Linked DNA regions of Homo sapiens: region 1 is linked to region 2. The links are chromatin loops, found by intact Hi-C in ENCODE. Cell type or tissue: endothelial cell of umbilical vein. All regions are shown on one strand. Region 1 has its middle 21 kb from the start of DNAH11. Region 2 has its middle 140 kb from the start of CDCA7L.

What was found. A loop is a pair of places that touch in the nucleus more often than their neighbours do. Peaks named below come from ENCODE experiments on the same cell type or tissue, not always from the same donor. Only the 100,000 strongest peaks of a DNase experiment are listed, where the experiment ranks them.
Region 1: it touches region 2 in a loop (5-fold over the local background); 1 of 110 quality-filtered maps calls a loop at or near these places.

The regions. Positions count from the first base shown.
Region 1 is chr7:21,520,176-21,524,175 of GRCh38, forward strand. No RefSeq gene overlaps it. Among named protein-coding and RNA genes, the nearest start is that of DNAH11, 21 kb to the right of the region's middle. In endothelial cell of umbilical vein, no CTCF peak of the experiment used is centred here; no DNase peak of the experiment used is centred here.
Region 2 is chr7:22,081,537-22,085,536 of GRCh38, forward strand. No RefSeq gene overlaps it. Among named protein-coding and RNA genes, the nearest start is that of CDCA7L, 140 kb to the left of the region's middle. RefSeq lists enhancers at 195-339, 2,196-2,340 and cis regulatory regions at 267, 2,268. In endothelial cell of umbilical vein, a CTCF peak has its summit at 1,528; a DNase peak (open chromatin) is centred at 1,565; H3K4me3 peaks cover 1,214 bases; H3K27ac peaks cover 404 bases; H3K27me3 peaks cover 461 bases.

The DNA of each region.
Region 1 (4,000 bases), 560 kb before region 2:
TCATTTCACTTCAGGATACTTAAGACTGACTCAAAAATTCCTGTAAAATGTATGTAAGATGCAGCTTCAGTGGATTATGATGCCTCAAACCATCTTAGAAGGCAAATCAGAGAAAGGGAGACGATTACAGCTGGTTTGTATGTCAACAAATGTGATTACTTCCTAAACTGTCTTTTCAGTGATTTTTCAAAAAAAAATCTGTTAACTGTATTTATTGAATATAAGACACAATTGATTATTTCATATACCACTAAAAAAAACCCTGCCAATTACACTATAATCCATTACTTTAATATCATTTAAAAGCTTTTTTAAACTTATAAAAGAGCTGTTAGACTTGTTGATATATTTTATCATATATCATTCTTCTTTCTACGTTAGAAATGCAAGTGAAATGTATTACCCAAAGTAATCTATGGATTCAATGTAACCTCTATCAAAACACTAACAACATTCTTCACAGAAATAGAAAAAAATGCTAAGATTTGTATGGAACCACAAAAGACCCTGAATAGCCAAAGCAATCTGAACAAAAAGAACAAAGCTGGGAGGCATCACACTACCAGACTTTGAAATATATTACAAAGCTATAGTACCCAAAACAGAATTATACTGGCCTAAAAACAGTCTAGGTAGACCAATGGAACAGAATAGAGAACTCAGAAATAAATCCACGTATTCACAGCCAGCTGATTTTCAACAAAGTCTCCAAGAACATATAACCGGAGGCTGGGTGTGGTGGCTCATGCCTCTAATCCCAGCACTTTGAGAGGCTATGGTGGGAAGATCACTTGAGGCCAGGAGTTCAAGAACATACAATGGGGAAAGGATAGTCTCTTCAACAAATGGTACTGGGAAAACTATCCATATGAAGAAGAATAAAACTAGACCCCTATCTCTTACCATATACAAAAATCAACTCAAAATGGATTAAAGAATTAAAGGTAAGACCCAAAACTGAAATCACTGGAAGAAAACATGGGGAAACACATCAAGCCATTGGTCTAGGCAAAGATTTTTTTGGATAAGACCTCAAAAACACAGTTAACAAAAGCAAAAATAAATGGGGTTATATTAAATTAAAATGCTTCTGCACAGCAAAGGAAAACAACAGAGTGAAGAGACAACCTAAAAAATGGGAGAAAATATTTGCAAGCTATCCATCTGGCAAGAGATTCATATCCAAAATGTATAAGGAACTCAACCAAGAGCAAAAAAGCAAATAACTTGATTAAAAAATGGGCAAAATAATCTGAATTGACATTTCTCAAGAGAAGACATACAAATGGCCAACAGATACATGAAAAAAATACTCAACATCACTAATCATCAGGGAAATGCAAGTCAAAATGACAATGAGATATCATCTCATCCCAGTTAAAATGGCTATTATCAAATAAACAAAAAATAGCAAATGCTGACAAGGATGCAGAAAAAGAAGGCCTCTTATATACTGTTGGTAGGAATGCAAATTAGTACAGTCATTATAAAAAACAGTATGTAAGTTCCTCAGAAAACTAAAAATAGAAATAGCATTTAATTCAGCAATTCTACTACTGAGTATATATTCGAAGGAAAGGAAATCAGAATGTTGAAGAGATATTTGCACTCCCATGTTTATTGCAGCACTGTTTACAATAGCTAAGATATGGAATCAACCAAAGCACCCATCAATGGACAAATGGGTAAAGAAAATGTGGTGTATATACACAATGGAATATTATTTAGCTGTAATAAAATGATTTGTAATTTTTGGCAACATGGATGATCCTGGAGGATATTATGGTAAGTGAAATAAGCTAAGCACAGAAAAACACTGCACATTCTCACTCATATGTGGAAGCTAAAAAAGTTGGTCTCATAGAATAGAGGTTACCAGAGGCTGGGGAGGGGTAGGGAGTTGGCAGAGGGATAGAGAGGTTGGTTAATTGATACAAAATTAAAGTTAGATAAGAGTAATAAATTCTATAGCACAGCAGCGTGGCTATAATTAACAATAAATTATAGTGTATTTTAAAATACCTAGAAGAGAGGATTTTGAATGTTCTCTACACAAATAAATGGTAAATGTCTGAGGTGATGGATGTGTCAATTACCCTGATTTGATCATTACACAATACATACAATTATGTGCCAATTTGAAATACATACATATATAAATGAAATAGTTTCTTCACATCAGTGACTTTGTTTGTTTGTTTGTTTGTTTGTTTGTTTTTGAGACAGAGTTTCACTCTGTTGCCCAGGGTGGAATGCAGTGGAATGATCTCGGCTCACTGCAGCCTTGACCCCCTGGGCTCAAGCGATCTTCCCACCCTAGCCTCCTGAGTATCTGGGACTATAGGTGCACACCACCATGCCTAGCTAATTTTTAATTTTTTTGTAAAGACAGGGTCTCACCATGTTTTCCAGGCTGGTCTCAAACTCCTGGGTTCAAGTGATCCTCCTGCCTCAGCCTCTCAAAGTGTTGGGGTTACAGATGTGAGCCACCATGCCTGGCCAGTGATAACCTTATCATGTTTTTGCCCACGAGTGGTAGTTTTAAAACTATGTTCACAAATTTTTTGATATTCCTCTCTTCAATAGATGGAGCCTAAGTCCCCTCCACTTGGGTGTGGCATGGACTTAATGACTTGCTTCTAATGAATAGCATAAAGTGGATGTAACAGCTGTGATTTCAGGCACTAGGTCATAAAAAGTCACTGTGGCTTCCCTCTTAGTTCTCTTAGATTGTTTGCTTCAGGGAGGCCACACACTATGTCATACATAATCCTATCAAGAGGCCCAATATTGCTCAGATATCTGGGCAATAACCACCTAAGTGAGCTTGGAAGTGGTCCTCCAGCCCAGTCAAGTATTCAGATGACTGCAGTCCCAGCCAACATTTGGACTACATCTCATGAGAGACCCTGAACTGGCAAACCCAACTAAGCTGGTCCTAGATTCTTGACCAACAGAAACTAATAAATGTTTGTTGTTTTAAACTGCTACATTTTGGGGTAATTTGTTATGCAATAATAGATAACTAATATACCGTAAGTCAACAATTTTCGACCAATACCTTCTGTGCCCTTAAAAGCATAAACGATGCAGCATTTCTTAAAAGGAGCCTCCATTATTATCTTTGGGAATTTTCTCTACACTAATGGTATACATTCTACAAGTTTTGCTGGAGATATATGGGCAATAATACCTACAACATACCTGCCTGTTGGCAGACCACAAATGACACATCTCTCTTTCAAAGATGTTAAAATACGGGGGAAAATGTGCTTCATAGAATCAGTGAAAGACGTTTTAGGTCATGTTTATTATCTGCCTTCCGCCTCCATCAACCCCTTTCTCTCTCTAAGAACTTGATCTTGTCCATTTCAGGACAAACCTGAGGTTCGTAGAGGGTTAGTGTATTTACATCCTCCACTTTACATGCACCGCACAGGGCTTGTATGGTTATGGGGGGAAAAGCCGTTGGTGTGAACTGAAAGAATGCTTTGTTAACTCAAACATTTCTCAGCCCAAGAAACCTTTGCTATGAGTGTCACAAAGGGGAATACCTTCTTTGTGGGGTCCTGAAATTGCTGGGTAAGTGGTGATGGTGGTTGTTGGGAAAGGAGCTTATGATGCTGGTGGAATTTTGGGTCTTAAAGAGGGCATATTAATCTTTAAAGAATTGGAAATATTTCAGTTACATGTAATGGTCTATATCTTGCAACAATTCATTACCAGCATATTAGGTAATGCATACACACACACACACATATATATATATATAGAGAGAGAGAGAGAGAAGCAAGAATGCAAACAATTAGCAGTGCCACACCCAACGGGTGCATAGTCAAAGCAAATATAAAATAAAGACAGAGATTTACCTGACCTAACCACACTGATATCCTCCTTTAATCCTTCTCCAATAAGTAAGATATCACGTATGGAAAGGTTTTTAAACTATTAAGCACTAGACCAATGTACACTTTAATTACATACGTGGGCTGCCTCAATG
Region 2 (4,000 bases):
ACCAGAGTGGGGAGGGAACACAGGAGAGGAAGAATTTTTGTAGGGTCACCTTGGGTCCTGTCTGGGAAGATAGCCAGGAGTAACTGGAGTGGTCTTGGCTGGAGGATGACTACATTTCTAGGGGCTGAGGGAGGTAAGGAAGGACTCAGTTCCCCAAGCCTTTCCCCCTGAGAGTTCACACTCCCCGTGAAAGGACTACACAGGGAAGAGTATGTACTCCCGTGACCCAACACTGGCACTTGCTGCATGTGGCAGATCTTTAGTATTACGTTGATGCAAAAGTATTTGCGATTTGCCCATTACTTTTAAAGGCCAAAACAGCAATTACTTTTGCAGCACCATAATACTTTTTTGTTATCGGAGTTCTTGCAGGTAACCACAACCAGCAAGTGCTAGTGTGGGGTCACCACTGAAGGGCAGAACTTTCCAGCTTTGTCACCAGTGCTCCCACCCTGGGCTGCCTTCTGGAAAAGTCAGAAACCTGGGAAAGCAAGAAGGGAAAGGAGGAGGACAGGGCCAAGGACAGAAGGAGAGGAGAAGCTACCGGGACCCCTTCCCTGTCTAAACCCCACCCCCAAGACTCAAGATCAAGGCGAGGAAGATGTGCCTCAATTTAAAGTCAACACTGAAATTTTGACTATAGGACTTGCCTTTCAATTGCAACACGGTCATTGTTTCGTTATTAGAGGTGATTATTTTCATTTTTTAGAAAACCTAAATGTGACCAAAAAGTCCTTATTAGAGGGAAGAACTTAAAAGGACAATGGGTGACAACATTTTTAGATATTGATGAGTGTTATACATAACAATAATATAAGATGGTGGGAATTGTGGAGAGGGAGCGCTTTTCTTGGGTAGTGTGATCAGAAAAGATTATCCGGAAATGACATTTGAGTGGAGGCCTGAATGAGTGGACAGCAGACGCTGCTGAGATGAGGGGGAGTGAGCTATAGGATCAGGAGTGAGAATGGCCACTTTCTGCCCTTCTCAGAGGTAAAATTACGAATGTAATTTCCTAATTACCCGATGAAACATATTTTGAACTAGAACACAGATGTTTGGGAAAACCTCCAGCAAATTGACTTAATCTGATTGATTTTCTGATTTAGTGTTTTTCTAAGCAAGAACTGCACCCGTTGTGACAGAAGAGGCGCTAAAGCTGCAAATTCCTGGGCCTCGACCCACTAGTTCCTAATCAGAAACTCCAGGGTGGAGACGCAGGATCTGCATCCCTGGGATCACACTGCCTTTCGAGAACCATCCACCTGCCAGCTCCAAGTAGGTCGAGGGAGCAGCGGCACCTGGGATCCCACCGGACCGGGAAGAGTCAAATCCAGGTTTCTCCCTGCTTCACCAAAAGGCCCCCTGCCTCCACCGCAACAGGAACAGTCTCTGTCTGGGAACTGCGGTTGCCTAAGGCTCGGTTTGCTCTTCAGCACTCCGGTCCCCCAACACCGCGTCAGGCGGCGCCCAGCCTCCCGGGGACTCGCAGACGCTCACTCCCCAGACCACAGCGACACCTGCCGAGGCCCCGCGGAACCGCGCTGCACAGCAACCCAGCGCGGCGGGGGGAGTGGCCTGGGGCCATTCTCCGGCCCCCACCCCCCGCCCGTGACCACCGTGCGCTGCCAGAGGGGAGGCTGCGGGAATGGCCAGCGAGGTCTCGCAGGGGGACTGGTTGTCTTTTAGGAAATCAAGGGGCCAGCGCCCCCAGTGCCGGCTGGGAGATGCCTTCAGAGTTCGAAGAGAAAAGATGCGACCTTCAATCCGCTCCATTCTCCGTCAGACAGGCCCTGCGGACGGAGCTCCTGCCACCGCTGCAGCCCCATGATGTGTGCTCCTACGCCCCGCCCCGCTGCAGCCCAGCCCACCCCACCCCCATACGGAAATCCTGCAGGAGAAACTGAAACACTAGCGACAGTGGGACATATCCCCGGGAGCAGTTGCGGGAGGGAGAGAAGGAAGGAGCAAAGGGGAAGAGGAAGAGAGAGAGAGAGCTCAAGGGAGCCTTCTTGGAAAGGTTTAACCCGACAGCTTGAAGGCGGCGGGTAGTAAAGCAGCGAACTGGTGAACGGGCGTCCTGACCCGCCACACTTCCCTCACCGACACCCCTCATCCGCGATACCCCACAGGACAGGATGTCCAGCTGCCCTCACTTATCGTGCCCCTGGGCATTTGAGGGGTTCAGAGAGAGAAACGCAGTAACTTATTACCCTCACATGATATATTTTCACTTTCTTCTCCTGATTGTCAGCTCAATTAGATAAGGGACCTTGTGTTTTATTCCGTTGTACCCCGTGCCTGACACATGGTAGCTGCTGGATAGAGATTTCTTCGATGATTGATTATAAAACACACTAATTTAGAGCTTACTATGTTATAAGATCTCCATCTTCAGTGACTCACTTATTCCTCACAAGAAGCCTAGGAGGTAAGGTTTTCCAATAAGGAGAGCCAGGCACCCCATAATGAACGTGCACGGTGTCACATTCCCAGCAAGTGCCGAAGCTGGGGTCAGATTCAGGCAACCTGGCCCAGTGCCCTCACAGTTCATCCGGCCTCCACATGGCCATTTTGTCCATGAATAAATGAATAAGTGAATGAGTGTATGCTAATTTTGATGAGTTGTCTGGGAAAATGTACAGGTTTTGGGGCTGGAAAAAGGTCTTAGTCATGACGGGGACCCTTTCTGATCGAGTGCTGGGGAAGAACTAGAACTCCTGGGGCCCCCAGGCTCTGCTACCTAAGTGCTGCGGAATCTTGCATATGGTCACCAGCCTCTGGTAGCTTATTACTTTGAGCAGTGCTGGTGGTTCTCAAATTTGTCTACATGTTAGAGTCACCCTGATGAGATTTTCTTTAAACCCAGTGGCTCAGGTCACCCCCTCCCCACACTACCTGAAATTAGAATCTTTCGGGGTTAATCCCAGACATCAGTTCAGCTTCAAATTTCTGAAATTTTCCCGGGTGGTTCCAATGTGCCATCAAAGCTGAGGACCTCATCGGTCTTCAGGGAAGCAGGAAATACATTCTTTCTCAAAGGGTGGCCACTGATCCTCTGAGAATCACTGGGTTTGCTTGTTTACAATGCAGATTCCTGGGCCCTGTTTGGATTTACCAAATCCAAATCTTCTGGAATGGGCCAGAAGATCTGCTCAAATGAACAAACAAAACTTCCCAGGTGATTTTTATGGCCATGAAAGTCCAAGAGCTGCTTGGAAAGCTGCTTTCAAAGTCTGGTGTTGTACCAGCAGCAGGACCTGGAACTTGCTAGAAAGGCAGATGCTCTGGCCCCACCCAGCATCTGCGTTTTAACAGCAATCTGTGTTTAATAAGCCCTGCAGGTGACCTTGGGTGCCAAAATTTGAAAACCAGTAACAGGCCTCTGGAATCATACAGCCCTGGGTTCAAATTCCAGCCTGGTCACTCACTAGCTGTATTAGTCTGTTCCTGCACTGCTATAAGGACATACCCAAGACTGACTAATTTATAAAAGAAAGAGTTTTAATTGTCTCATGGTTCTGCAGGGCTGGGGAGGCCTCATGAAGCTTACAATCAAGGTGGATGGGGAAGCAAACACATCCTTCACATGTGGCATGAAAGAGAAGTGCTGAACAAAGGGGGAAAACCCTTATAAGCGATGGTCCTCATAAAACCACCAGATCTCATGAGAACTCACTTACTATCACAAGAACAGCATGGGAAAAACCACCCCGATGATTCGATTACCTCTCTCTGCATCCCTCCTGCAACACATGGGGATTACGGGAACTACAATTCAAGATGAGATTTGAGTGGGGACAAAGCCAAACCATATCATTCCACCCCTGGCCCCTCCCAAATCACATGTCCTCACATTTTAAAACACAATCATGCCTTTCCAACAGTGCCCCAAAGTCTTAGCTCTTTCCATAATTAATCCAAAAGTCCAAGTTCAAAGTCTCATCTGAGACAAGGTAAGTTTCTTCCTCCTATGAGCCTGTAAAATCAAAAGCAAGTT